Regions from separate parts of the Homo sapiens genome. Here region 1 is linked to region 2. Evidence: chromatin loops called from intact Hi-C (ENCODE). Cell type or tissue: transverse colon. All regions are shown on one strand. Links, peaks and the distances in the headings refer to the core of each region. The heading gives the core; the rest is flanking DNA. Region 1 overlaps LINC02046 (long intergenic non-protein coding RNA 2046). Region 2 overlaps LOC107986045 (a long non-coding RNA gene).

Region 1 (15,625 bases), core at 2,554-10,553, 570 kb before region 2:
ATAGCGATAATACACTGGCAAGCAGCTGGTAGAAATATAGTAGCATTGATGCACTTAAAATTAAGAATTCCAACATTAGCAAGCCTATTTATTTGTTTGCTTATACATTTATTTATACCTCACTTTGTTTTATGTAAACTTTGAAAAGGCCATATGATATAATGAATAAGAAGTTCACCGACTGCAGTTAACAATTCTAGAAAACATATTGAGTAAAAGATGGCATAGCTTGGTACAAGTATATTTGAGTTATACTCAGAAATATACGCTATAAGTACAACGTGGTTAAATGATTTAATTGTACTTATTAGTGTGCCTGTAAAGTTAATTCAAATGATGCTCAGCAAAGGCAATAAACATATAAAAAAATTCTATAACTTTCTCCATTCAGCTAAGCCATACCCTTTATTTTTGTCTGTGTTATTTTGCTGTACATCTATACAAAATTTTGAGCCTAAATTCATTTGAGTTTAATTTTTCAAAAGTAGTAAATAATATGATTTATTATGTTTTAATTTACATCTGTGCTTTCCCCAAAGGTAAAGGTAAAAGATCCAGTTTGATCTCTGTACTTATACCATCCTCAGCCTCTATTTATCATATAAACACTGGTGCTAATTAAAATAATGGATTCTTTTAGTAACACATTCCAGCTAAACCCAGAATCACAGAATAATAATTTTTACCATATAGGGGAGAGATTTCATCAAACAATGAGTGTGTCTATATAGTTAGGCATTTTTACTGCATTTCTTTATGGTTTGCATATTAGACATATTTTAAATCCCATGAGTCCTGCAGTAAATTTTATACATTGTTAAATATTTTGTCCTTGACTGATTCTCAACTTTATCTAATACATTTTTATATTTGTAATTCATTTTTGTTTTAATGTTGCTTCTTCATTTCTAAAACTATGACTTCTAATCAACCTATTGATATTTTTATTTCTATATTATTTTGCAATTCACTGCAATTCATCACAGAACTTGACATATTTATTAACTATAAATGGGTTGTGGCCAAATTAAGTCATTAAATATGCTGTGTGACTTTCCCTAAAATATGCATGGCTCTTCTAATTAAAACAAATATTTATTTATGAAATTACATAGGTTGTCTAACTCCTTGAACATTAGGAGATATAAAAGATACACACCATTATATTGAATAACTCTGGCATGACAACTGTTTCAATTTAACCTTTGGATTTAAAGCTCTATTTTCATTATAATCCATATGTATGGATGTGTCAGCAAATGTTCACGATCAAAGAGAATATTGTGTATACTATATTCGCATTACACATTTATCTTTCCAATGGGTCATGCATAAACGAGGAATAATAACATCAATAAACAAAACCTATACATAATAATATAAAATATTCATCTTTGCCAATAGTTTCAATCTCTATTCCACCAAATCATCCCAAAATTTGTTAATCAGCAGCAAAATGGACAGACACAAAGGTCACACCCTTGCCTTGTCCATGCTCTAGAGGAAGTGTTAATGAGCATAAAATTAGCCAAAAGTTGGCAGCAGTTAGATGAAAGAGAAGCAGGAGGTCTGTGGATAATTCACAAACTAATCACCTTCTGAGTAGTTGGAAATAGGCCACCATCATTTTAAACTTAGTTACAGTCCAGTATGCATTTTTCCTGTGAGCACCTTTGTTGCACATTGCATAATATCTATTTCCATTTCTGCCATGACCACAAACTAAACTTGAATGATTTTATAATGATTTAAAGAAAAGCCTATAAAAATTCAAAAGCACACTCCTAGAGCACCTTCTGTGTGCTTGGATATATCCAAGGCTCAAGGAATACTGGGATGAACAAGATACATTTTCTTTCTTCATGGCACTTAAATTCCAGTGGAGAAGACCTACAATAAATAAGTAAATGGTGCCTTGCAAATTATTCTATCGCTGAGCAATATTATTGGAAATAGGAGTTATGGAAGGCATATTGAGTCGGCTGAGGAGAAAGTGGGTGATGTCTAAAAAGAGTCAATACACTACTCATTCTAGAAGCTCAAAGTTTAGAAGAATAGGAAGAGGCTTCTTGTTCTAAGCCTGTGTCCAGGCAATATTTTCTCTACAATTTCTTTCAGGTAAGTTGCTTTCCTGATTGCAACTATTCCCACTCATCCATCTTTGCTTTTCTAAAATGCCATTTAAATATGCAACTGCCCTGCTCCAAAATCTATTACAAAAATAATCAGCTATTTAATGTGCATGACTTCCAAGATCTGTTTCCAGCCCACAGCCCTAATCATCTTAATCTATAAAACATACACCTGGCTCATCAGACAAGCATACTCATCTGCCATGTTCATTCACGCACTAGGCTTCTATCGCTTAACCCTGCCCTTAACCCAACATGGTTTAGGAAATCCAGCATGAGTGCTACCTCCAGCTTTCTCTAAAATGGTGACACAACAGAAAAAAGATAAGCTTTGGAGTTAAATTCCCAGGTGAAAAGCCCCTGGGCCTCCCTGAAATCTAGTTTCATCGTCTGCAGAATGAAATGAAATAATCAATACTGTCTCAAGAATATGGTAAAGAGAATACTGAACCCATACTAACCTTGCTTTATTTTAATTTCTCTTTCATTTATTGACATAATGCTATTTTTATCTTTGTTTTATCTAATAATATTGATGACATTTGTTAATTCTGTCACTCAAGCAAAATTGCAGTCCTATGAGGACATACACCGTATTTCTCTCTTCTGTGTTCCTTGCTACAGTGCTGGACATACTGAAAATGCTCAAAAATATGTACTTACCAATTGATGAATGAGATACATGATTGCCAATAAGTTAAAAGAAATAATTGAATAATTAATGTTTTTGATGTAGTACAAGGGTGCTTCATCATAAGCGTAACTGGTTAGCAATGAAATCCAGCTTTGTCAAATAATAAAAAAAGAGAAATAAAATAATGCGAATAAGGTGGAAATATTTTACCAAAAATTTTAATATTTCCTAAAATTTAATTTTGGGACATTCAGAAAGAAGGAAAGTATTTACATAAGAAAGATAGAAGGCTGGGTGCAGTGTCTCATGCCTGTAATCCCAGCACTTTGGGAGGCCCAGGCGGGCGGATCACAAGGTCAAGAGTTCGAGACCAGCCTGACCAATATGATGAAACCCCATCTCTACTAAAAATACAAAATAAATAAATAAATAAATAAATAAATAAATAAATAAATAAGCCAGGCGTGGTGGCATATGCCTGTAATCCCAGCTACTCGGGAGGCTGAGGCAGGAGAAACGCTTGAACCTGGGAGGCGGAGACTGCAGTGAGCTGAGATCACGCCACTGCACTCCAGCCTGGGCGACAGAGCGAGACTCCGCCTCAGAAAAAAAAAAAAAAAAAAAAAGAGAGAAAGAAAGAAAGAAAGAGAAAGAAGGAAGGAAGGAAGGAAGGAAGGAAGGAAGGAAAAGGAAGGAAGGAAGGAAGGAAAGAAAGAAGGAAAGAAAGAAAGGAGAAATACGTTCAAAACAATAAAGATTAGCCATTTCGACATGAAGCTATACTGAATCTATTCTCAAATTCTCACATTTAACCTCAGAAATGTAGATGATATATGCTTGAAAATAATGTTTTTTTTCTACAAAGCAAGGTCATCATCTCTACAACTCAAAAAAAAGGTAACAAAACTTTGTGTTTACACATTTAGAAAAAACTAAAGGGAAAAAGTGCATTTTTAAAAATGCAGAATTTTCTAACTTTTAAAAAGTAAGTAATATGTGTTTCATATTAAATAAAATATTAAACATCCATATTTCAAGTAAAAGTTAGCATGATATGCCCTCCTATCCCCATTCTGCTGGGATAATACAAATGTGTTTCCCATTTCATATTTCATAATTAAGCACAAAACACCATCTAATGAAGTTTTTAGGATATCTTATTCAAATAGTGATTCAGAGAATCCTGTAGATGAATAAAAACACATGATCAGAAATGCCTGCACAGCCACAAAATCTCAACTATGTAATTAGGGGATCTGTTTTGTGTCTAGCTCAAATTACATATTATTTGATAAATATGTGTTTATCTGGTTATGAGACAAAATTCTCCCTCCTTTATGTTTGAATCCACATCTCTGATAATCAAAAAAGTATATACTTGATATACTTGAATTCATGAGAAACATACTCACTGAGTTCTAATAACATTTTCCACCAAACTCTTAACGCATTCATAATGGTTTATTTAAAATAAGTATTTATTAAAAATGTAATAAAACATGACAGTTATCATTGTCTGACTTGCAAGTAACAGGACCTAAATTCGAATTCTGGCTTTTTCATTTGCCAGCTTTACAGTATTACTTTAAAGAAGTTACTTAACCTCTCCAAGGCTTACTTTTATCATTTATAAAATGAGGTTAATGATACAACCACAGAGATCTTGAAAGAATTAAGTGTTCAATATATATTAATAACTGTTAAAACTAACTGCTTCCTGGCCTCAAAACTGAAAACCTTAAGGATGTATTATATAGAGAGTTTGCCTGTGTATCTGCCTCAGTACTTGGCTAAGTGACTGACATATAATATAGATATAATATTTTATGAGTAAATTAAATGAAAATAATTTGGGAGTTGAATGCAAAATATTTCTATATGCCTATACACTTGCAGGGTACCATCCAGAAAAGTTTTTCAGGATGTCATATTATTCTAAGCCATTGGTCAGGATGGAGGGAGAGAAGGACTTAATGAGATAAGGGGTTCCTCTGTGACTTTACTTTTGACATTTGAACAAGATAGTGCTGAAATTTAAATCTACTCGTATAGATTTCAAGTTCACTTACATATATACTTAAAAACTCTCCTATGTTGTTCAAATAATTAAATTTATTGCTTTTCAGAATTTATGCAGAATTGTGAGGCAAAACTTAAAAAATTATATGAGAATAAAGGCCAGAAGGTGAGTATAGGAAGGAAGCAAAACTATCTCAATAATTTAGGTTATAAAAAATTCTTATGTGAATGAGTTACAGAATTCTCAAGCTTTATTTGAGATAAGACACAAAACATGAAGCTGAGAATTGTAATTATTTCCTACAACAAAAAGTAGAAATAATTTAACACATAATGTTCTAATAATTTGACATTTATTCATTGAATATATATTTTTCTAAGGTATTTTTAGGTCCATCTTGTCCATACAGTAGCCACTAGACACATGAGACTATTTAAATTTAAATTTATATTAATTAATATTTAAAAATCACGCTAGGCACGGTGGCTCACACCTGTAATCCCACCACTTTGTGAGGCCAAGGCGGTCAGATCACTTGAGGCTAGGAGTTCAAGACCGGTCTGGCCAACATGGGGAAATCCTGTCTCTATTAAAAATACAAAAATTAGCCAGACGTGGTGGTGCATGCCTGTAGTTCCAGATACCCAGGAAGCTGAGAGATGAGAATCGCTTGAACTTGAGCATGGGAGGCAGAGGTTGCCATGGATCTGCAGCCTGGGAGTCGAGATCACACCACCGCACTCCCGCCTGGGTGACAGAGCAAGACTGTGTCTCAAAAAAAATAAAATTAAAATTTGTCCCTCAGTCACACTAGCCACATTTCAATTGCTCTATAGCCACATGTGACCAGTGATTACCGTATTGGATAGTTCAGAAAACATTTTTATCATCACAGAAAGTTTCATAGGACAATAACTCTTCTAGATAGTTTGGGGTCACAAAAAAGGCTGAGGGCAGTACATTATAGCCAAAGAGCTGAAGATATGCTAGAGGCGATGAAACATGAGCAAAAACCATTTTAATACAAAACAAGTTTTAATTTTACAAATCAAGTGCCACAAGAACACTAGTGACCACAGAAGACTGTTCGTTAAGATTTGAGTTTAATTTTGAAGAATGAACAAGATATTTACATTTGTTGCATGGCTTTAAGTTTCTCTTTATGTAAAAGATAAAATTTCTAGGGCAGCAATTATAGGAAAGTGAAGATTTTTAATGCTATTCGACTAATGTTTCTTCTTACTTTATAAGTGTTGTGTCTTTACTAGAAAAATCTAAGGGGATTTTACTTTCATCTTAAGATTTTTAGATCTTTCATCGTTCCTTAACAATTATTTGAAGACTCCAGAAATAATGCACTTCTAAATTATTTTAAATTCAAAATTGCTTCATTGAGATTTGGTACTTAACCTAGTTCATGTTAAGAAGCAATGAATATGATGTGTTAAATGCAAAAACAATGTGGTATCAGTGCTATGAATTTAGTTTATAAATTCCTTCCTGAGATAAAAGCATTCATATTAAAAATACAAAAAAGTATTTTTTGTTTTGTCCGATTCATCACCTCTCTACATCATTTTCTCTATCTTCCTAGGAACACAAACACAGACACTACATAAGGCTTAGAGCGTAAAATGGTAGGAAGCTATGACACTTGCCTGTTGTACTCAAGAGCATTACTGACAGGCTCTCACTTAATACGATGGAAAGAACCTCCCTTAGGTGTCCCAAGGAGGTGTAATAACTTACTAACACAAGGTGGTGCTCTGTTCTTATGAAACAGCCTGTCTTTGCTTTGGTTCTAGGAAGCAGAGGTCAAACATTCTTACAGCTTGACCATTTTTCTTGAAGGTTTTAAAAACTGTTAATGTCTCATTCTCACTTAAAAACCTCATCCAAACCATTTAAAAATCATTCTTAGAAAGCTGTCCTAATCATAATTCCAACCACTCAGGGAGGATCCAATTTATCTCATTGTTCTCAACAGTAATTTTGATGGCAGTAGGCCTTGGATCGCTCACTGATTGCTTCTTTTCATTTTTCTCTGTTTGTGATCCTTTTGATCAGATAGTTCTTACACTTTTTTTGGGGTTGTCTCAAGCCTATTGTTTCTGTAAACTGATCAGACTTTTTCCAGACAAAACTGCCAGATTGACCTCCAAATAAATGATTAGAACAACTTTGACTCTCCTTCAGCTAACCAGTCTATTATTATTTATTTATTTCATTTTGCTTCCTACGTATGAACATATATAATATATCGTTGTATAGTTATATTAATATGTTTACCTGTTGGTAAATCTCTAATTTCATCCTTCCTGTAGAAAAACCTTGACAATGTAATTTGAAAATGTGACATGCAGTTAACCACATTTAAATAATCCTCCTTATGACTGAACAGGAAACAGGCCAATGCCATATTCCATTTAATGATATTTTTAAGGGAAGAATAACTATAGCTTCAAATATGGATATATATGTACACATATATGTGCATCTACATATAACACAAAAATATACAAATTATAAATATCTATAAATATTCCTGGAAAGAGCTAAAGGCAGGATTCTAGCATTACATAATTTCACATATGCCAAATCCTCTAATCAAATGGAATCTGATTATTTATGCTGCCAGGTAGTTATATATTTCTTTCTAATACTTCTCAAGGAAACTTTCCATAGCTGTCTTAAATTTCTCAAGGACATTGATCTCAAAATAATCTCAACCTCTATTCTTCTATTCTGAATCTTATGAAAGCATTTATCTTGTTTATAAATAGCTAAAAACTTCTTAAGAAATCAGACTGGAAGAGGTTGCATATATTTCAAACATTTTAAAATCACAAAACAAAACCAGTAAGTCAAGAAAATAGACAAGAAAAGATTCCATTTGTTTTAAAGTGTGTTCTAAAATCATATCACTAATGAAAGTCTGCTGATGTCATGACAATGTCATAGCTTCAGCTCTTCAAAGAACATGTTGTCTGGTTACTATAGCATTGCTATATTTGGATTAATTAGAAACGGAAACGTGGATAGCATTAGCTTTGAAATTAAATGAGCCCCCTAACGGGGAAGCTAATTACTGAATTCATTCTGAAGATCTGTTTTACTCGTGAAAATTTAGGTTATTAAATTGAACAATATGTGCTCAGGACTAGAAATGGAAATCAGGGCATCCTCGGACGGAGCACAGGGGAACCAGTGGCTCTTATGGAGCCAGACCTGATATTAGTCTTTTGTTAGAGAGGATTATTATTGTTAATATTGTCACCTTTATGACAAAGGTTCTAATATGAAGAGTACTTGGAATTCTTAAAAAGCTTCCATTAGTCCATTCAATACCCTACTCTGACTTCCATTAATGTATCTTCCCTACTGTGTGATTAGGAAGCTCCACCGGAAGCCATAATCTGGATGCATTGGGGAAGATTTAGGGAGGAAACTTTTCCATAAGCTTGAAAGACAAAAATGGCATTTATCTGGGTTTCAAATGTTTCTTCTCCTTGAGGTTTCGTTTTCTGAATTAAAGTTTGAAGTGAACATACTATATATTCACAGTATTGTGCTTTTCAAATGTCCCCCTCACACAAACATACATACAAACACAGCAAAGATAGCAGGAGGCAGGTTATGGTCAGAGAAAATTCAGCTCCCTTTGTTATGCTATTTAAGTAATCGTTAAGTACATTACTAATATCCATGGCCATTTTTAAAACCAAGTAGCAATAACTAGTTTATCTCACTAAAGCACCAAGATCCTTAGGAACCAGAAAGAAGCTTTTCAGCATCACATCCAATATGCCCCTAATACTTAGTAAAGGCTGATATGATGATGCAGATCTTTTGATCACTTTTGGGATTAAGATCCAAGTTATGTTACTAAATCCCAATTCAATAAGGCAGTGCGGAAGATGCTGACCTAGCAGGGTCTTTATAACTGAAAGCCAGTGTTTGGTTTTATTGACAGAACTTTGTGCTAAAGACATGGAGTTTCCCAGCTACTTCAGGGTTATCCCAGTTACCTGTTCTCTCTCCACCTCCCACAGACTATATTGTGATAATCTCTAGAATTATCCCCAAAAGGAAGAAATAAAACATCTGCTTGGTGTATTCCTTATCAATCTTTATTCTATACTTCTCTTTCTGGATTCTCCATGATTCAGAGCACCTCCAGCCATATTCCAGCTGTGTGGTGCAAAGGACCCAGGCATTGTTTTAAAAATTCTTGAATCATAATGAACTAATAAGGTCCTCAATATAGCATATTTCTCTCATTGTTTAGGTGAGTTAAATTATTTGTAAGTTACAAAAGCCATGCATCTTTCTTGTTTTACTCCAAACATCATATTGGCACTTCATAATAGAAAAATTGAAAGTTGGCTATGTGGTAATATACTTTTTATCATAGACTTGTGTAATACTGTATTAATATATAACAAGTCCATGTAACATCTTTATTTTGTCTAAGAAATAAGTCTAGAGAAATGAGTGATTTATTTTTATAGAAACTGCATCCAAGAACTGCAGAGTTTTCAGCCCCAGAAACAAGAAAACAAGAACCTTATCAAGATATGGGTGCTGTAATGGGCTAGATTTTTCTTTAAAAAGAAAGAAAAAAGGAATAGGGAAGGTGTACGCAGTCTTGCAAATGAGGCAAGAACTGTTCTACAGAGTCAGGAGAGAGTCGAAATAAGGATGCCTGATGCTGAGTTGCAGAATCATTAGACTGTTACTCCTTATCTTCTTTCTGCCTGTGAATAATTTCAATGACCAGTACGTAGTAATGACATTGCGTATGTATACATGATAATATATTATGCAGTAATTTAAAATATGTTGGAAGTGTTGTGCCATTGGAAAAATTGCTGAAGGGGTAATGTTATAAAAAAGGCTTAGTGCAAGAAAATAAGATAGGTGATATAATATCAACTATATGAAACGTTTAGATAAGTAACAAAACTAGAAGAAAATATGTCAAAATGTTAAGAGAGGTTAGGATTTTAGGTAGTAACTTAAGGCCCTATATGTCTGGCCACCTGTAATTCTCTGAGATCATCTTTTACTATTGCTTCACTCCCCATCCCCCACAACAGTATCCTGCTCCAGCCACAGTACTGTTCTTCTTCTTATTGTTATTAAGTTCTGCGGTACATGTGCAAAACGTGCAGTTTTGTTCCATAGGTATACACGTGCCATGGTGGTTTGCTGCACCCATCAACCTGTCATCTACACTAGGTATTTCTCCTAATGTTATCCCTCCCCCAGCTCCCCACCATCTGACAGGCCCCGGTGTGTGATGTTCCCCTCCCTATGTCCATGTGTTCTCATTGTTCAACTCCCACTTATAAGTGAGAAGATGTGGTGCTTGGTTTTCTGTTCTTGTAATAGTTTGCTGAGAATGATGGTTTCCAGCTTCATCCACGTCCCTGCAAAAGACATGAACTCATTCTTTTTTATGGCTGCATAGTATTCCATGGTGTATATGTGCCATGTTTTCTTTATCCAATCTATTATTAATGAGCATTTGGGTTGGTTCCAAGTCTTTGCTATTATCAATAGTGCCACAATAAATGCTATATAAAATTACATCCACACTTTATTTTTCTCCATAGCTGTTACCATTACCTGACATAACTTACCAACGTAGGGATTGCTTTTTGCTAGTATTTCCCAAGAAAACAGAATGATTGCTTAGAAAGGGAGAGAAGAGGAAGCTGAGGGTGTATGTTAGAAAGTGATGGAATTTAGGCTAATAAGAAAGGAAAGAAGAATATTTGGGAGAGGCAGAGATGTCAGGCAGAACAATCACTGGATTATACATCACAAAAATTTTGAGGATCAGGGAACCAGGATAAATAAGCCTGGAAAAATAAGAAGTACTAGTCAAGAATGTTGTTGTTTGTTTTGTTTTGTTTTGTTTGCTTTGGAAGTGAGAATTGTGGAGGGATTGCAACTACTGTCTGGTGTCATTTCCTTACCTTTATAGACACCCTGCCTAATGGGTTTTGGACTGAATTATTCAGGAGGGGAAAAGAAAAAAAGGGGTAGAGGATATTCCACTCTTACTATTTTGATGTATATAATTAGCAGGCTCTGTCTAGATAAGTATGCACCTATAGTAACTTCCTTTTGAAAAAATAAAAATCAGATCTAATGGAACATTTGCAAACTGCTTTTCTTGCACTCAGTAATGTGTCATGGACATTATTTCATGTTAAAAAATATAGATATATATTTTTAAAACTATATAATATTTCACTACTTGTAGAGACCATAATATAGTTAACCAGTAACTGATTGTTGAGCATTCATATTGTTTTTCTCACACTTTAATAGACAAAGTAAAATCTGTATATACTTGATTTCTATTTTGCATACTTGTTGCTATGGGTTTGAATATATTACCTCCAAAATCAGGTGTTGCCAATGTGAAAGTATTAAGAGGTAGAGTCTGTAAGAGGTGATTAGGTCATGAGGGTTCGTCCCTCATGAATGGGATTAAGACCCTTTTAAAGGATCTTTGCAGAGTGCTTGGTAGCTTACCCTTCCACCTTCCACCAGATGAGGACACAATGTTTCTTCCATCTGGAGAATGCAACTCTCACCAGTCGAACCTGCCACCATCTTGATCTTACACTTCCCAGCATCCAGAACTGTGAGAAATGAATTTTTGTTTTTTATAAACTACCCAGTTTGTGACAGTCTGTTATAATAGCACAAAACAGACTAAGACACATGTTTACATCCTTTGGGTAAACTTTTAGGAGTGGAATTATATAGCAAAAGACCATTAGATTTTAAATGTTGATATTAATTTACTGAACAAGCATTTATTAAGAATTTGCAATGTTTCTCAGGCACTATTGTAGTCTTTTTGAATATGGCAATAATCAAAACAGAAAAGAATGGCAGCTTTTATGAAGCTAATGTACTGGTACAAATATAGTTGAGATGATTCAATCAACTTATATTTCCACCAACACTGTATCAAAGTATCCATTTCCTCTTATCTTCACTAACTTCACTGGCTATTTCAAAACTTTAATACTTTTGGCTAATCAATTTTTTTCTTATTTTAATTGTTTCAATAATTTGCACTATTTGATTACTAGAAAAGTTAGACATGTGATAGGCTTATTAGTCATTGTATTTCTACTTCTACATTACATTTTTGTGCTGTTTGCTCTTTTTTTCCCTATTTGGTTATTTTTTCCTTATTTGATTTACAAAAGGTTTTCAAATGAAAAGAAATATAAACTTCTTAGTAGAGAATAATTGTTCAGGCTGCCGAAAAAATAAATATCCTTTCTAATATGAGAGAATTCCATGCTGCCTCCCACTCAGGAAGCCAAATAAGACATGCCATTTTCTCTCTCCAACCTAGTATAGCAAGTACATTGGAGTCAAATGCCCTAAGGATGGCCAATCAGATGCTTCTGTGGGGGATATTGAATCTAGAGGAGGTAATTCAATACAGAGAGTCTTTTAGAAATAATTTGAGATACCTGTGTTAAATAAAAAGCCCCAAAGCTTCCCCATGAACTCTTAGTGAAAATATGCCATTTTGGTACAGTGCCTTTGCTGTACTTGTTCCATCTTGCTTCTAATTAAACTTGCTTCTCAAGCCTTCCTGTTGGTTCTGTGAGCAACTCCCAAAACAACCTTTAGGCTAATGTTAACCAGTAATTTTCTGTTGTTTTGTAACTAGCAACATTATTAGAATAGGTGTTTCATAAATATATATTTCCAGCATAATTTTTCTAATATTTTGTAGTGTATTTGCCAAACACAATGTATTAATTTGTACTTAATCAGGTATATCAATATTTTACTCTGTGTATTCTACCATTGACATGTGCTTAGAGGGCTTCTGAATATCAAAATTATAAAAATATTCATCTATTATATTTTCTAGTATTTAAATTACATCATTAATATATGTGGAATTTATGCTTATACAAGGCATAAGAGCTTTATTTGTTTTCTTTATTTTGGTTCTCAAATATGTATCCAATTGCCTCTCACTTTTTTTTTTTTTTTTGTATAACCAGAACCTTGCTCAGTGATTCAAAAACTACTCTTGTCAGATATTTAATTCTTCTGCTAATTTGTAGAGACTTTGTTCTTTTTAATTGATCTGTCCATTCTTGGATTCTCATTACAGTTTCAATCAATCTAGTTTAAATGACACTTTCATATTTGATAAGGTTAGTCCCCTTCATTACACATCTTTTTCAGAATTTGGCTGGATATTTTTGTCCACTTATTTTTCAGGATATATTTTATAAATTTTTCAATTAAAAACCCTTTGTAATTTTGATTGCTGTTATACAAAATACACAGGCTAATTGGGAAAAATTCGTCAACGAAATATTTCTAGCCAAGACCATGTGATATTTCTTACTTACTTACCATTTTTTATGATCACCAGTATTTTGTTTTTATGTATGCTTTGCATAGTTCTTGGTAAGTTTATGTGCTTTATATCTTTATTTAATTGTATTTTAAAAGTGATTATTATTCATTTTCAAGGGAGTTATTGTTTTTGTTTATTTTTGGCAGTTTATTTACTAATTTTAATTCTAGTAGTTTGGTTTTCTCAGTATGTAATCATGTAATACATAAATCATTATAATTTAATATCATTTGTTCAACTTTTATCTTATTTTCTTGTGTGATAGGTCATGTCCAAGGTTTTATTTGTTATTTTTCTTTTCTTTTATTTAACATTAAACTTAATGCTTTTTTAGAGGAAAGTCACTACTAATTTTAAACATAATGTAGACTCATATTGTTAATAACATTAATTAAGAAATTGGTGGAAAGTCATTTACAGTTGTGGGAATGGGGTAATTTTGTCTCTGTTTGCCTTTTCCCTACATTTGCTGAAACTTTTGCAACAGGGGTCCACCCAGCCTAAAAAAGGGTGAAGAAAAGACTTCATGACCAACGAAAGTCCAACTCCAATTTCAGATGACTTTCCTGCATTGGAGTAAGGCAGCCATTTTGGCAACACATTTGATAGAACAAAAGGTTTGCCATACAAGGCTTTCAGTTGGTGTTTCTCCCCTTTTCTGTTATTGGTCCACTGTTGTAAAAGGTAGTTTCAAATGATTATTTTACATTCCTCCAAAGTCACACCAAATTCTGTGAGATTTTGGAATGTCTCCTTTCTGAAAAACTACACCCAACATGTACATAATACTGTATATCAATTGACCATTTTTCTTTACAAGGTTTGTACAATGCTAACAAAAAAATATGGAACTTTTACCTAAACCATATGTTGGAAAACTGAGTCAGGGTATATGTTATTTTACCATAGGTGACACAACAAAACTGATAACTGCTAATTTCCAAGGCATATCTTGCAGAGCATGCATTTTACAAAGTACATATAGAGATTAAGTCTCAGTAAGACTCAATCTGTCATTCATTCTGAGGCAAATTGCTCTCCAATCATTAACCTGTGAAATCAAACATATTATGTGCTTCCAAAATATAATGATGGAACTGCCATAAGATGGACATTCCCATTCTGAAAGGGAGATAAGAAAGAAAAAAGGAAGGACAGGTCCCCAGTCAAGTCCAAAATTTAACAGGGCATACAACATTAAATCTTAAGGCTTTAGAATAATCTTCTTTGGCTCAGTGTTCTGCCCTCCAGATCTACTGGGCCAGAGATCCTGCCTTCTGGACACACTAGGACTGAGATTCTGCTTCTGAATCTTTGCCTGGCAAAGGTTGGCTCTAGGTGGTCCTGCTTTCATAAATTTGCTGGACACAGCCCATATTGTAGTCTCATGGGTTGGATTGCTTGTGGCTCTCCACAGTGGAATTCACATGCCACACAGGTGGCTCCACCAGTCAAGGGTCACAAAGGAGGCACTGCCTCTAAGGCTCTGTTGGGTATTGCCTTGATGGAGGATCTCTGTTGCAGTTTCCTGCCTGGACCTTGTGGCTCTCCAAAGCATCCTTTGAAATCTAGGTGGAGGTAACTATGCCACCATAGCTTTGCTGGGCACAATGCTCACTTTACTAGGGTTTGTCAGGGCTGCACCTGGGACAGCAAAAAACAAAGCAATGGAGTAAGAATAGCAGAGTCCTTGATTTGTGCTATCATTGGGCAATGGCAGCTCCTTCTTTGAAATTTTTCTCACCCCAGGCCTTAGCACTCTAGGTCTCTGATTGTGGGAGCAGCCTAGATGATCCCTGAAATGTCTTGGGGGTCATTCTTCCATTTTTTTTGACAATGGGTCCTGGCTGCTGTTTAGATGGCTAAATAAACTCCCTATCATCTTGGTGAATAGTGCCTGGCTCCAGTTGAGATGGTCCATCCATACAATCCATAGTAATCTCTTATCATTTGGCCAAATCCTTGCTCTCTCCCAAACAGGCTTTCTCATTTTTTTTTCCAATATGGACAGGCTGAGAATTTTCTAAAATTTTAAGGTTTGTTTCGGTTTTGATTAACAATTCCATCTTTAAATAACTTCTCTCACCTCACTTTTAATGATACAGGTGGTCAAGAGGGACCAAGCTGCACCTTCAACACTTTGCTTAGATATTTACTCAGCCAAATACCCACTTGCACACTCACAGATTCTACTTTCCAAAAAAATACTAGAACATGAACATGATTCTTCCAAGTTCTTTGTCACTTTATAACAAGGATGTCCTCTCTTTCAGTGTCCAATAACATGTTCCTCATTTCCATCTGAGAGCTCATCAGAATGGCCTTTACAAATCATACTTCTGCAACATTCTTCCATTCATAACCACTTAGGTATTTTCTAAGAAGATTGAGGCTATCTCTATAACTGTACTGCTCTC
Region 2 (15,625 bases), core at 4,461-12,460:
AACTAGGAAAAGGAACCCAGCAAGAAACATTAGGCTCAGGACAAAGAAAATGGAAATCAGAGGAACTGAAGAATGCAAAATCGTTCGTTCCATGTTTTGTTTTTTGATTTGTTTGTTTGTTGTTTCATTTGGAATGATCGGCAAATTGGGAGAAAGGTCCCAAGCACAACAGGATACAACCAATCCAAACCTAGGAGTACAGGAGCAAAAATAAAACTTATAAATATTAACTCAGATTCAGAGCCACTGCCTTCCCAAATGATGCCTTTCTGCAAATTAACGGGGTGGGGTGGGGTGGGAAAGCCCCTTCTCCAAGACATTTCCAAGCCACTCACCAAGAAATTATTTTAATAAATATACAAATATACACTGGCGCTAATATGGAACAGTTCCCAGTGTTGTGCAGTGTACATCCCACAAAACCACACACCAGCCCTCAGTTCTGGCTGAAGTTTGTTTTCCTATCTTTATGCAATATGTTACATATTCTTTATCATGAAATGTTTAAACAAGAAACAGGAGAATAACATAAGCCATGTTCATCTTTCCTCCTATTGTGGCAGGCTAGAAATTTTTAATGCTTATCAATTTTTCAAATAGATTTCTGAAAATGTATTTCACATGAGATGTATCTACTTCAAAACATAATTTTGAAAAAAGGAAATTAGCTCAAAAATTCAAGCTGTTGAAAAGTTGTTGAAAAAGATTGACTACGATCCAATGTTGGAAAAGCTGTGTTAGTAACTCCATTTTTCAATTAACTTCTGGAGAGATTTAACAAAACCTGAAAGGCTTTGAAAACATTTCTGCAACAATTGAGGTCCGCAGAAATATGACAGGGCTTGAAGTAGTTTGGCTGAAACAAACACAAACTAAACTTCTGGTTTGAGTAGAGGGTTTTTTTTTTCCCCCTCAAATTATTTTCCTTTCATCACAAAATAGAAAACCTCTTTGTTTCATGCATCCAGCTGAGCACCCATAGGCATTCATTCTGGTTTGGTCTTGGCTAAATGTAGAGAAACACAGTGGACCTGTTTCAAGTCGACGCTGCCGACTCGTCATGAATTCATCACTATACTGTCACAAATGTCCTCCTACAGTGCTTTTCATTGCCTAGTGGTACCAAAAGAAAAGAGCCAGTATTGTTTATGAAATGGCTGTGAAACAGATATTTGATTCTTTTTTTCCCCCTCCGAATCTGTTATAAGCAACGGAAGCAAAGGAAGGAGGAAGAAAAAGAGAAGGGCAGGCACTTCAGTGGTGTCAAACTGGGCCGGAAGGAGAAGGGGAGACAGAATAGAAGGAAAGAGTTGAAAGAGAAAAGAAGAAAGGTAGAGGAAAAGAGAGAAAGAGGAAAAAATCTTAGTTCTCCATCCACACACCGGGATATAAACAGACACTAATTTGGAGGATGATTTTTTTTTCACTTTTTTACCTTAAACCACAAATGTGTACATCTTGGTAAGTCGTGAGCCATATTTTTACTATAGAATAAGCCCTATACTCATAGGAGAATTTCTTTCCCAAAGTTGTGCTATTTCGATTTTTATCAGAACCTCTGGGTAACCAAAATAGGAGGAAAGTTTGAAACTGTCTTGGAAAAACAAAATGTTGCTCCATCTTACTGTACTCTCAGAGCCTGGACTAGGATGAACAACTCGAGCATCTGTGATGCCACACTGAAGGAGGCACTCACTCTCAGGTGCCACCCCTGCACTCACGCGCCCTGACTGTGGGTGCCTCCTTGAATTTAGCACCTGGGTGTCTCACTTGCCTCACCCTAATCTGGGCCCTGCCACCCAGTCCCACAAGTGCTCCTCTGCCCTTGCAGGAATCTGTGCTCTTTCTCTCACTTCCAGCTAAAAACCAGTTGCAGCGTCTCCTTTCCCTTCTGAATCTCCAACTCCTTAACCACTGCCCACTTTATCCCAAGCCTTATTCTCACCTCCCACAATCAAGCCTCTTTTGTCCTTAGGCATCTATGGCTGAGTTTTAAGCAAGCCACCAAGAATTTTAGAAGTTAATCAGTAATTCCTGGGCCTCGTTTTGATTCAAAAAAAAAAAAAGTTGCCAGGCACAGTGGCTCACACCTTGTAGTCCCAGTACTTTGGGAGGCCAAGGCAGGCGGATCGCTTGAGCCCGAGTTCAAGACCAGCCTAGGCAACATAGCGAAACCCCATCTTCACAAAAAGTTAGTCAGACATAGTGGTGCACGCCTGTGGTTCTGGCTACTCAAAAGGTTGAAGGAGGAGGATCACCTGAGCCAGGGAGTTCAAGGCTGTAGTGAACTGTGATCGCATCACTGTACTCCAGCCTGGATGACACAGTGAGGCTCCATGTCAAAAAAAAAAAAAAATCAATAAAAGAAATTTTGTGTTATCCTGTGAAACTATGAAACCACCTTTAGTGATCTCATTCCCTAAAAATAAATCTCCGAAGTTCTTTCCAAAACAGATTTGTACTTAAGGATGACGGAAAGTCTAACATGATGTGCCTTTCTACTTAGTTATTGATTGGATTACTTTATTATTAGGTTAGATTCAGAAAATGGTTTTCTAGAGGAAAAGATAATGTCACAGAGACACCTCCTGGGGTTTTCTTCAGTCACCCAGAACCATCCCTTTTCCCACTCAACTTTCTTCCTTCCCTACAGGCAACTGCTCTATACCAGGCCTCTCTTAGGGAGACATGTCTTATCCCTCAGGTGTGCGGAAAAACACGGCTTCTGCTGGAGATGGAAAAAGGACTCTGGGGAGGACAAGATGCCTCATGTCAAAGCAACAAGGTTCCAGTGAAGAGCTGCAGGCCTCAGAGGCAGGTAGGCAGAGCCATTTCTTGGTCTGAACGTCTTTCTTCTTCGGTCCCCAGCAAATCATCACAGTGAGCTGTCAGCATTTTCCCCACATTCTCCAGAAGCAGCCTCTGGATCCTAAACACAATTCTTCCTTTGATTCTTTTGATGACGGTGCAACAGCAAAATGCTGTGGCAATCAAAACTGCCTGAAAACAGCAGATTAGCCATTCCAAGTTTTAACTGAGTTAATCAAAGAACTGTCAGCACAGATGCTGTCCATGGTTCTCCTAGAGATGAAATCTCGATGCTGTGTCCTTGAGACTTCTCATTTAGAGGGCCTCTTCCAGACAGAAGTTTGGGATATTCACAAGACTAACTTCTACATGTGGTGAGGTTGAGGACGAGGATAGCAGTGAAGATGTGCCAGACACTTAAAAACACTATCTCATTTAATTTTCCAAAGAGTCCAGCCAGACACATACCAATGTCTCCATTTTGCAAAAGAAATTGAGGCTCAGAGAAGTTATATGGTCACTCAGCTAGGAAAAGCTGGAATTAGAATTGGAGCCTATGTCTAATGTTCTTAGACTTCACACTCTTTGCCCCTGTTCACCCCTCCTCATTTTTTCCTCCCATATGCAATGTGCCTAATACTCTTCTCAAGAGCACACATGCTTGATTCACAGCTTGGGCCTTGGCCTTTCTTTTCTGAGTTTGAATCATAGGCAGCTAATGCTAAAGGGGTCTTCTCACACAGCTTTGTGCAATCCTCTAAATTATGATGAGAAAACTAAGGAGCAATAGATTAAATGGCTGTGGCTCTAGTGAGCCATTGAGTCAATGTCGGCACCAGGACCACCACTGACTCTGGGGCAGTATGCTAGCACTTCATAGTGCTCTCAAAGTTGTGCAAGGGCCAGGCATGTGCCTCACACCTATAATCCTAGCAACTGGGGAGGCTGAGGCAGGAGGATCCCTTGAGGCCAGGAGTTTAAAACTAGCCTGGGCAACCCTTTTTCCTAAAAAGTTTTAAAGCATGGTGGTGCACACCTGTAGTCTTAGCTACTCAGGAAGCTGAGGCAGAAAGATCCCTTGAGCCCAGTAGTTCAAGGCTACAGTGAGCTGTGACCGCTGTAACGCACTATAGCCTGGGTGACAGAGCAAAATCAAACTTTTAAAACATATATATACATAATATATATTTTTAAATATTGTACAAGGAGAGACCCATGTCATGGATGTGGGGAGCTGATTCTCTCAAGCCTTTAACTTTTCTGGGACACACAGGTAAGTGGGGAGCTCTGGAGTGACAGTGAGGGGCAGCACTCACACATGTCAATCATGTTTGACTCTGGCACTTGCTGTTACTTTTCAGCAGAGCAATTCTAGTCATCAAAACCCATAGAGAAAGCACATATTAAACAGAAACAGATTTTCTAGCACTTTTTCTGGGTGAGTTCTTTCATTTTCTTCTAGGACTTTCTGGTTTTCTCATCCTGGAGTGTGGCAGTACAAGGTTTAAACTACTCTTCAAATCACCACCACTGTCTACTTCTTCAATTCCTTATTACCTATTTTCCAACATGGCCCCTTGGGCTGAGTAATCCAGTTTATATAAACCCCACACACCCTCTACAGGTGATTTACCTGCTCCTAGATGACTGCCTCCTCCCTCTGGTACCCACCTCCTTAGTTCCTCTAAGCCAGAAGTTGTAGTCACAAATGGCTTCAGGAGCTAGGAAGATAAAGAGAAATGTGTAAAGTGCCAGGTGTATGATGATAGGGAATGGTGAGGAGGGTAGCAAACTAGAAGGTGCATGCCCCATCTACAGAAATACAAATTTTAAAAAATATAAAGCATTCTGCTGACCAAATAGAATACTTGTACAGAACTGGATGCAGTGGCTCACATCTGTAATCCGAGCACTTTGAGAGGACAGGGCAGCAAGATAGCTTGAGGCCAGGAGTTTGAGACCAGCCTGGCCAACATAATGAGACCCTGTCTCTACAAAATTAGAAAATAAAAAAATTAGCTGGGCATGGTGGCACACAACTGTAGTCCTAGCTACTCAGTAGATTGAGCCTTGAGTAGCTACTCAGGAGGGCTGCTTGAGCCCAGGAGTTTCAGGCTGCATTGAGCTATGAATGAGCCACTGCACTACAGCCTGAGTGACAGAGTGACAGCCTGTCTCCAGAAAAAAAAAAAAAAAAAGAATCCTTGTGCAGCCTGGATTCACTTGGATTCAGTGGGCACCAGTTTTCAATCTTGTCAGGTCCCTCCTCTAAACTGCTGGCATTTCTTTCTTTAAATCCTTTCTCAAAGTCAAATTTGTTTCCTGAGTATTTTCTTTACTAATCACCGCTCCTTTACAACCCTTTAATTGTATATACAATTTGTACCCTTTTATCTGACTTTCATATTTTATGTATTTTAAGGCAAGAATGGTTTATCTATGTTTGATATGTCGACTTTACTTGAGGCCCTACCTCAAATTTAGTTAATCAGAACCTCCAAGGAAATATAGTGCAAAGTATACAAGTCTTATAAAATAACTCTTATTTGGTACAAGTTCTATTCCTAAGTGTTTACATTTGTGTCACTGGAATCTTTGGAAATTCCTAACAATGGGGCAGAAGTTAATTTTCTGCATCCCCATAGTTTGGAGGAAAGGGAAACATTCTGTTGTTAATTTGCACAAATACAAATAAACCATATGGCTTTCTGAATGACTGAGTCACTATGACACCCAGCCAACTATGCCTCTACCATTTCTCACATGTCTCCCAGAAAGCTGTCAACACAGTTCATCTTAATGACTCATCATTCTGTCATCTGCTGCCCTCTACTGGAAAAGAATACATATAGCCAACAGTGTGGTCCAGAATCCAGACCAACCTCCATAAAATATTAACTGTCACACAGAAAAATCGTCCCTACCTCTGTGGTTGGAGTGTTGGAATGATATAACAAGAACATGACAAATGTCATGTAACAAAAACATGTCATATAACAAATGTCATATAACAAAAACATGACAAATGTCATCCCTACCTCTGTGGTTGGAGTGATATAGCAAAAAACATGACAAATTACAGAAGAGTCAAGCTACAGGTTTTTTATTATGGAAAACTAAGTTTGCGTTGAAGTAAAAGAGACAGGAATCAATGATTCACTGGTGGAATATGGAAAAAAAATGAGGCTGGGAAGAAGCCAGAATGAGATTTTTATACAATGCAACAAACATGCCATTTAAAAAAAAAAAAAAAACTTTTATTGGTGCTTTTTCTTCATTATAAAAGTATATAAACTCTATGGTACACATTTTTAAAATTATATAAGTATGTGTTTATCTTAAAAAGTATAGATAAGTGACCAAATAAAAATTCAACCATCCTCTATTAAAGAAATACTACTGGCAATATTGCAAGTATATCATTCTATATATTATATAATGCGTAGGTAAACAGATGATTTTGTTTCAACAAACGTAAGGTCTGGCTGGGCACAGTGGGTCACACCTGTGGTCCCAGAATTTTGGGAGGCCAAGGCAGGTGGATTGCTTGACCCCAGGAGATCGAGACAAGCCTGGGCAACATGGTGAAACCCCGTCTCTACAAAAAAATGCAAAAATTAGCCAGGCGTGGTTGTGCATGCCCATAGTCCCAGCTACTCGGGAGGCTGTGGAGGGAGGACCACTTGAGCCTGGGAGATGAAGGCTGCAGTGAGCCGAGATCACATCACTGCACTCCAGCCTTGGTGACAGAATGAGACCCTGTCTAAATATACATTTTTTTTAAATTTTATATCACATTGTGCACATTTATATATCACACTTTGCATCTCATTTCACCCTCTGCTTCTTACAACAGTATGCTGAGGCCTGAGAAGATACCTGTTTTCTGAAGTCATTACCTACCTTTATGTTTCAACCACTCAGAGTGTGAGCTCTGTGACTGTGCTATGACAGACAAAGTTACCTGCATTTCTCTTTTGGGGCCCTCTTTAATCTGACTATTCCAGCTGACAAACAAGTGACCAATCATAGCACATTTTATTTCCCATATCGTAGTTAAAATAATCAATCTGGAAAATAAATTACACTGTGTAATGCAACTATACTCATCATGGTAAGTTGTTTAATTGTTTACGATCCACTACAGTACTGGATTTAAACTTTGTGGATATGGCACTCTATTCCTGCCTTAATAAATATTTTTAAAGTTATATCTATATGGAAGGGGCATTTTTCCTAAAAAATTAGGAAAGACATTTATCTCTCTTGAGAGAAAATTTCAAAACTAACCAATCTGCAGTTATCTAAAAATGAAACAGGATCATCATTTCTCCAGGCATGTGTGGTTTGTTCCCATGTTATACACACAAGAAAAAGAACAGCATCTGCTTAAGGGAAAGCCCTGATGGTAGGAATGAAAGACAGCATGGCCAGATTTAATGTTAAAGCAAAACTAAAACCTCCAGGATGGTACTTAAGTGAGTGTGATGGGAACGTATTGTTTCCTTATAATGATTTTAAATGGAAATTACAATTCAATCACAAATAAAAGTAAATTGTAGACAGTGAGGGGAACAAATCTGTTTCACTCGGATTCACGGTGATTATCAAATTAGCAGCTACTCATTCACCACTAACCATTTTCACTCTTCTCAGTCTCCCTAACAGCCCTGAACTACAGCTTCATGGTGATTGCAATGGTGGCAGCTCATCAAGACTGTATTTTAGCTGTGCTTTTATCTTCCATGTTTTTCTTGCTCATTGTTTAGCAAGGTAGAGGGGGGAAAAAAGCACTGCCCCTGTTTTAAAGGAGTACCTGCGCCTGTTTTAAAGGTTGTACAGCACCAGGTGAAGGACTAATATCTGGCTCCAGGCTGCCCTCCTGACCTGTCTCTAGTACTTCCCCTTCACCAGCCCCACTCTAGCCACACTGGTCTCCTCGCTGTTCCTCCACACACCAAGCACGCTCCTGCCTCAGGGACTTTGCATCTGCTGTTACCTCTGCTGGAACCCCCTTCCCACCCACATCCACGATATTTACTGCTCCTCTTCACTATGGTCTGAGTCCAAATGTCCCTTCGCAGAGAGTGTAGCCTTCCTTAACAGGCGCTTTCTAAAACAGCACCACCTGTCACTCTCCACCCCCTCACTCTGCTTTGTTTCTTCCTAAAACATTTATTTGTCCCCATACCTGACGTGATATTTATACCTAAAGGGGCATCTCTATTTTCTAATTTGTATTGATACATAATAGCTGTACCTTTTCATGGTACATGTGGTAACTTTATAGTCATATAATCACATCAGGGGAATTGGGATATCCATCACCTTAAGTATTTACCTTGTCTTGATGCTAGGCTATGTGTTTCTTTATTGAAAGAATCCAGTATCAGCCAGGAGATTCTGACAAAGGAGGTCCAGGGTAGATCTGGCCGTACATATGTTGAAAAGGTCACCAGGAAATACTGACGCACACCCTGGTTAAGAATCACTGGCTTAATGGCTATTACAGCTTCTGGGGTCATGAGGTCTTGATTAAAATTTCAGCTGGACGGGCATGGGATGGTACAGGTCTAGGCCCAGTCAGTGGCATGGTAGCAATAATACCCATCTCCCACAGCTGTGCTGAAAATAACAGGAGATAATGGATTTGAGCAACCTCCTGAACTGGAAAGTGCTATATAAACACTTATTATTAGTGCCCCATTTCTTTTCTGAAAGTGAATTCCTTATATTTTGAAGAAAGAAAAATTTTAAAACAGTAATAAAATATATTTTTATTTAGAACCCCAGACAATATTTCTGAATCAGATTGATCAAATCAGTTGCTTTCCTGTTAACTCAAAATTGTATGTCCATTTTTATCTCTAAAGGCAGTGCAAAGGGAAACAAATAGAACTTAGCCAATACTTGTAGCCGATCTAAATAATTCCAAATTCTGAAATTCGAAATATTAATAATAGCTAGCTGCGATTTGGCCTGCATCGCCCCGGCGCTGCTCTATGGGCGACGGGGCAGCCTCCCGGGCTGCGAGTTTCCTGAACGTCACCCGTGGGCCCGCTGCTCCATAAGGTGGGAAGTGGCAGCTCTGCCCGCGGCGCATGCCCAGGAGCGCAGACAGGTGGAGGCGGGAAAAGTGCTGCCTGGAAAGACTAGGACACAGCACTTCAGAAAGCAGCAAGCAGAAATAGGGCGTTTTGTAAACACTGGCTCTAATCACAGGAGAGTCCAATGTGATCTCCGAAGGGGCGGGGTCCTGTGTCATAAAAAGCAATCGGTGAATTGAGGAGGCTTCTCCTCTGGCCGCTGGCCTGCGTCGTTGAAGGAGTGGCATGTCACCTTCTGTGATAGAAATTAGTCCTCCAGAGAACTGATCTATGGTCGCCTTTTATGACAGATATCACCAGGAAAGGACTTAAGAACACAGAAGTGGGGATATTTTGTTATTCATGTTTATAGAACCAAGGTAATAAAGGTATATTTTATAGATGTGCTTCTTATGTCACTAGCCAGGTTTCATTGGATCAAGGGTGACACCTAGTGGGGAGACTGTGCTAAACTCTTATTTTCTGTCAAAAAATTCAAATTAGTTTGTAAAATTATCCCACATATAACCAAGGTATCATAAAACCAATGTCTTTTACAATTGCACCCAAAATCCTGTGACTTCAATCTCCATAGGAACAACAGAAAAAGGGGACTGACACACTGAAACTAGATTTAAACAAGCCAGAAAAATATATACGCCTATGAAGAAACAGAGAAGGAAAGGAAACAGAGTTAAACTGAAACCCTGTCTCTACTAAAAATACAAAAATTAGCCAGGCGTTGTGGCTTGCACCTGTAATCTCAGCTACTCAGGAGGCTGAGGAAGGAGGATCTCTTGAATCTGGGAGGCCGAGGTTGCCGTGAGCCAAGATCTTGCCACTGCACTCCAGTCTGGGTGACAGAGTGAGACTCAGTCTCAAAAAAAAAAAGAAAAGAAAAAAGAAAGAAAAGAAAAGAAAAAAGAGAGAAAACTAAGCTTTGTCCCAACCTTCCTCAACATGGTGAAAATTTTCCATCAGAGGGAGAGAGGACAATTAGGATTTGACTAGGAATCTGTGGCAAGGACTTTTTAACTGAAAGCAGGTGAAAAACAGTGGCTAGTGCTGCCGGAAGCCCTGCTGAGCAGCCTGGCCTGGGGCAGTTGTCCCCTTTGCCTTGTGGGATCCCTGGATCCCACAACCCTTGCCCTGCAATTCTGAAGTTCTGCAATTCACATGCCATGTTACACCAACCAGGACTATCTGGGGGCCACCTTGGGCTTCACACCCCAGATGCTATCACCATTTTTTTCTGACTCTCAAATCAGGGCATATAACCTAACACCTACCAAGTCAGACTATAAAACAGTCATTGAACTAAGTAAGGCCTGCCTCCAAAAATTTAAGATATTAACCTGTAACTATATAGATCTGTACTTGAGTTTTTTTTTTTTTTTTTTTTAGAGGATTCCCACTCTGTCGCCCAGGCTAGAGTGCAGTGGCGTGATCTCAGCTCACTGCAACCTCCGCCTCACAGGTTCAAGCAATTCCCTGTCTCAGCCTCCCGAGTAGCTGGGACTACAGGCACCCACCAGCACACCTGGCTAATTTTTGTATTTTTGTAGAAATGGTGTTTCACCATATTGGTCCAGCTGGCCTCAAACTCCTGACCTCAGGTGATCCACCCGCCCTGGCCTCCCAAAGTGCTGAGATTACAGGCATGAACCACTGGGGCACCCAGCCTATATTTGACCTTTTTGCTTTCCATCAAGAACTTATTCTGCTTTCTAATTCCCTCTGGGATAATATTTTGCTTTTTTTTCCCCCCTCAGGAATAACCATTTGCTGTCATTCAGGAAAAGGATTTTATCAGGTGCTAACAGTTTCCTATTTCTCTTTTATCCATGATTTCAGCTTTCTGGTTTCTCACCTCCTTCTCACCCACTCCCCTCTAAGTCTCTAAGTCACCTTCTCACAGGATTCTTGAGGCCCCAACACAGGGTTTCCATCTCAGAGTCCTCCCATACAGGGCCTTTCTTCCAGCTGTCTCACAATGATTCCTCTGAAACTCACCGAGTAAACATTAATTTGCCATGAAACAGCTCCCACTCGAGCATCTTCCATTCCACTAGAAGCGTGCACTTTATGACTCCCATGCCTGGTCTGCATCACGCTGTTGGTTTGCTCTGGCAGCCCTGTTGAGCCTAATGGTATAATTCATTCCCGTTTGTTTTATTGGTTAAATCAAATTAAAATGTGTATTTGGCCGGGATATAGTGTGCTCACTTGTGTGTATTTTAATTTACACACATGAACCCAGTTTTGAGACCCAGAGGCCCAGTTTAAAAATTAGAAGTTTTCAAAGCCATACTGCAACAATCAACAACAGTTAAAAGACTTCACAGACAGCAAATATTTAAAATAAGTTTAATTACCAAGAACTACTGGTCTTCGAGCCCAAGGAAGTATGACTCCCATCTGCAAGGTTCCCACACCTGATTGCAACAGAGTGACCGGATATCTTTCATAGATCTCCTGAGCTGAAGTCTCTAGGCAGGAACCTAGAATCTCTATTTTCCACAAGCTCTCAGCCAGCCCCACATATTTTTCAGTCCAGTGTTTGAAAGCACTGCTCTGAATTGCACCTCTTTCTCATCTCAGAATTGCTCTGAATTTCTCACCTCTTTCAGAAAGATTTGATAAAACAACTTCTACCAGTGTTTACCAGCCTAAAGTCTTGCATACCGTCTTGATTCTTGTCATATCTGTGTACCACCTCTACTGTAATTTACCTAATATGTGTATGCCAGTTGGCTTATATTTTTGCATAAATGAACTTAGTTGTTTAAAAACTATATCATTGCCATGAAATCACGACTTTGGTGTATATATATATTTTTTATTTATTTATTTATTTATTTTGAGACGGAGTCCCACTCTGTTGCCCAGGCTGGAGTGCAGTGGTGCAGTGGTGCGATCTCGGCTCACTGCAAGCTCCGCCTCCTGGGTTCACGCCATTTTCCTGCCTCAGCCTCCCAAGTAGCTGGGACTACAGGTGCCCGCCACCACACACAACTAATTTTTTTGTATTTTTAGTACAGATGGGGTTTCACCATGTTAGCCAGGATGGTCTCAATTTCCTGACCTCGTGATCCGCCCGCCTCGGCCTCCCAAAGTGTTGGGATTACAGGCTTGAGCCACCTTGCCCGGCCATATTTTTCTAACATACAATACAATAAAATGTACAAGTAAAAATTGCTTTCAAATGTTCTTCCCTGTAACAGTAAACATAGTTTTTACATCAATGGGGTAGCCTTACAATATCTGAGAAAACACTAATAAAAGGGAATAATCTGATCCCACCTTTCCTCCAAAGATGGCTCTAAGGAAAAATGTAAATAGGGAAGTTTTGTATTGAGGGCCTCATTCCTCATCCATGTTCTCCTTCCTTTAAACAGTAATCACATAAATCACTGGGGGTGGGGCCTGGGTATCGAGTAATTCTAATATGAGCTAGGGGTAAAAGCCATTATGTCATTTCCCTTTCAAAAGACATTTCTCCTCAACAATGAACCTCATTCCTCCTACCACTTCCATAGGGCCAGCCTTTATGCACTGAGAGAAAGCCAATTTTCAGGCTGTCCTAAATTCATACTACATCAATATGTCTATACATCCACTACTGACAGGCTTGTTTTACTTATTTCATTCTTCCTTTCTTCTTATTCTGTTTCGTTATTTTATTAGCTAAAATAAATGACTTTTCTGATTTTGGAAGCAAATGTTCAACGAAAGAAAATTTAGAAAGTAAAAATAAGTAACAAAAGTAAACACTTTAAAGGCCCATAATACCACTTTTAACACTGCAGGACATATATCAAAACCCTTTCTAGAATATGAGTCAGAGTGTTATTTAGAAAATGGTATGTGCTGAATGCACCACTGTAAAAGAAGGAGAGATGCTTTTTCCTCCCTCACTCCCAAGCAAATTTCGTGTTCTAAGTCTGAGCTTCCTAGCCTCAGCCACTTGTTAATAAGTATAGTTGCAGAGCTACAAACCAGAAGCCAGGAGGTGCTAGAAAGCTAACACTCTATCCACCCAGAAAGAGACTAGTCCTGAGAGTGGAGGCCTAAGCCAGGAGGACAGAAGTTTTGCCAAGGAGGAGACCAGTGGCATTGGGTTCAAGAAATGGTGAAGATCTATGCCCCACTCCCAAACAGTCCTCAAGCAGTGACCTGGACTGAACCCCAGGTTTTTGGCCTTGGCACACAACAAAAAATTCCCGTGCCCAGCTTGGTAGAGGAAAGGAAGCTGCCCTCTTAAAAAGGGCAATGAACATCCTAAAATCCTCAACAGCTTTATAAATCAAGAAGAGCCTCCTAAAACTCAACTGAGATGGAATGTCCTGCTAGTTGTGGTCGGTGGGAGGGGACAAATTGATCTAATTTGGAATTGTTAAGGCCCATTGACCTAAACCACCAGATTTCTGGAGCCTCTTGATAAGAGGGAGTTGAGAGGGCTTCTTATAAGATCTGGGAATTTAATGGATAAATTTAAGGAGAAATTAGGAAAGTAGGGATCAAATCTGGATGAGATTCTGTCAAAATGAAGGTACAATTTTTATCTTAGCAAGGAAAAAATTTTTATCTTAGCAAGGAAAAAATCTAAAGTGGGTAAGAGTTGTCATTCATTTAAAAAGAAAGAAAATAGCAGTCACTTCTGTTAAAAGAAGAATGTATCTAGTCATTTTTATGGTTATAGAGTGGCCTCATCTTTATCTTGTTCCAAACATAGTCACAGAGTGGCCTTGTCTGAACATTGTTTATATTCTGTAAGCATTGTTAGTGTTCACTTGGGAACGTCATGATCCAGCAGCCAGCAGCACAAATTTTTACTTTCCTAAACAAATAAAGGAATGTATCACCACTCAGACCAAACTAATATTTACTTTATATATATACACACACATACAAATAAAATATTATGCTATACATACTATTGGATAATATGCTTTATATAATGACATAGCATCAGTAGCTTTCCATGACAGTGTTCATCAGCATCACTTTAAATGTAGGAATGGAGCTCCATCATGCAGATGAGCCAAAACGTGTTTCATTAATCCCCCATTGCTCAACATTTAACATGTTTTCCTTTGTGTGTGTATGTGTGCGTGTGTGTGTGTGTGTGTGTGTGTATTAGTTTGCTAAGGCTGCTGTAACAAAATACCACAGACTGCATGGCTTAAATAAGAGAAATTTCTTTTCTCACAATTCTAGAGGCCAGAAGTCCCAAATCAAAATGTCAGCAGGATTGATTTCATTCTGAGGCCTCTCTCCTTGACTTGTAGATGGCTTTCTTCCTCCAGTGTCTTCACATGGTCTTTCTTCTGCGTATGTCTATGTCCTAATTGCCTCTTCTTATAAGGTTACCTGTCATACTGAATTAGGACCCACCCATTGGACTTCATTTTACCTCAATTTCCTCTTTAGAAGTCCTATCTCCAAATACAGTCACATTCTCCACTACTGGGAGTCAGGACTTCAATATATGAATTTCGGGAGACCCAGTTCAGCCCATAACAATGTGAACATCTCTGTATCTATGATTTTGTGTACATCCATAGTTATTTCCTTAGGATAAATTTCTAGAGGTGAGATTGATAGGTCAAAGTGAGACCACAGTTTGAAGGCTTTTGGTAATAACATCAAATTGCCCTGGAAAAGTTGGCACGATCTATGCCCTCACCAAGCAGTACAGGAAAGTAACTTTAGCCCTGTTTCCTTCATTGTGCTTTGTAGTTTTGTGATCTCTTTTTATTGGTTTCATATTTGGCAGATTTGCCTATCTCCACATGAGTTCAGATAGCCCAACATGTTAGTGAGACCAAGACTGTAAGTTTAATAGCTTCAGTAGGAGTTTTTATCAGTAGTTATATAAACAAAGAGAATATCCTATACATAGTAAATCAGGACTGTCATTTCTATACACAAAGGACAGCAAAGTTAGATTTTTTATTGATAGAAATAGTGCCTTGATTTTTATATCAAGCATTTAATACTCTATTTTATACTCTACGACATCTCAATAAATGTTTGTTGATTATCTTTTAAATACCAACTAATTCAATTAGAAATCTTCTGGTTTCAAGTGACAGAAAACCCAACTCTAAATGGCTTAAGCAAAAAAAAAAAAAAAAAAGGAATTCATTGATTCATATTGATTCATGTAACTGAAAACCCTGTGAGACAGGGTAGCCACAGGTGAGGCTTCATTCTGAAATTAAAGGCTGCCACCACCAGGGCCCACCTCTGTTTGGCTGCCTTTGGACTAGCTCAATGCCTAAGCTCTCTGTGATGGCCTCTGGCAATGCCAAGCTGAGTCACAAAAATGGCTGCAGGAGAATCAGAAGAAAGTCACTATAGACACTAGGCAGAAAAGCAACAAATACCACTATTCTGGCTCCCATATAGTTCTAGAGCTAGCAGGAAGTTTAGAAATCATTTAGTCTAATAATTTTTAAAAGTTTTTTTGTTATGTTTTGTTTTGCTGGTAACCCTTTCTTCAGACAAGAGCTTATGATGAAGTCAAATATATAAAATAGAATTAAAAACTGAAAGGGTAAGTTGAAACAGAGGTGAGGATCCCTTGCCCCCTCGCTGCTCATTCTCCATGAGGCACCTCCAAGGAGCACACTATTAATTACTTTAGAGATAGAGAAACTGAAGCTCAGAACACATACATTGCTCATTCTGGAACATCACCCATGAATGACAGAGCCAATGGAACT

Evidence for each region. Hi-C counts contacts between places; a loop is a spot of excess contacts. Peaks named below come from ENCODE experiments on the same cell type or tissue, not always from the same donor. Only the 100,000 strongest peaks of a DNase experiment are listed, where the experiment ranks them.
Region 1: a loop joins it to region 2, with 4 times the contacts of the local background. A loop is called at or near these places in 56 of 110 quality-filtered maps.

The regions. Positions count from the first base shown.
Region 1 is chr3:148,373,425-148,389,049 of GRCh38, forward strand. The region is part of intron 4 of LINC02046 (long intergenic non-protein coding RNA 2046); the gene reads left to right. LOC105374147 (a long non-coding RNA gene) reads right to left here. Exons shown (of 4, transcript XR_924566.2): 4 at 10,418-11,445. Among named protein-coding and RNA genes, the nearest start is that of LINC02046, 100 kb to the left of the region's middle. In transverse colon, for the core only: a CTCF peak has its summit at 6,551 (motif pointing right); no DNase peak of the experiment used is centred there.
Region 2 is chr3:148,938,116-148,953,740 of GRCh38, forward strand. It overlaps LOC107986045 (a long non-coding RNA gene), which reads left to right. Exons shown (of 3, transcript XR_001740565.2): 2 at 2,705-2,818. Among named protein-coding and RNA genes, the nearest start is that of GYG1, 46 kb to the right of the region's middle. In transverse colon, for the core only: CTCF peaks have their summits at 5,657 (motif pointing left), 9,378 (motif pointing left) and 9,580; DNase peaks (open chromatin) are centred at 9,066 and 9,308; H3K4me3 peaks cover 519 bases; H3K27ac peaks cover 3,707 bases.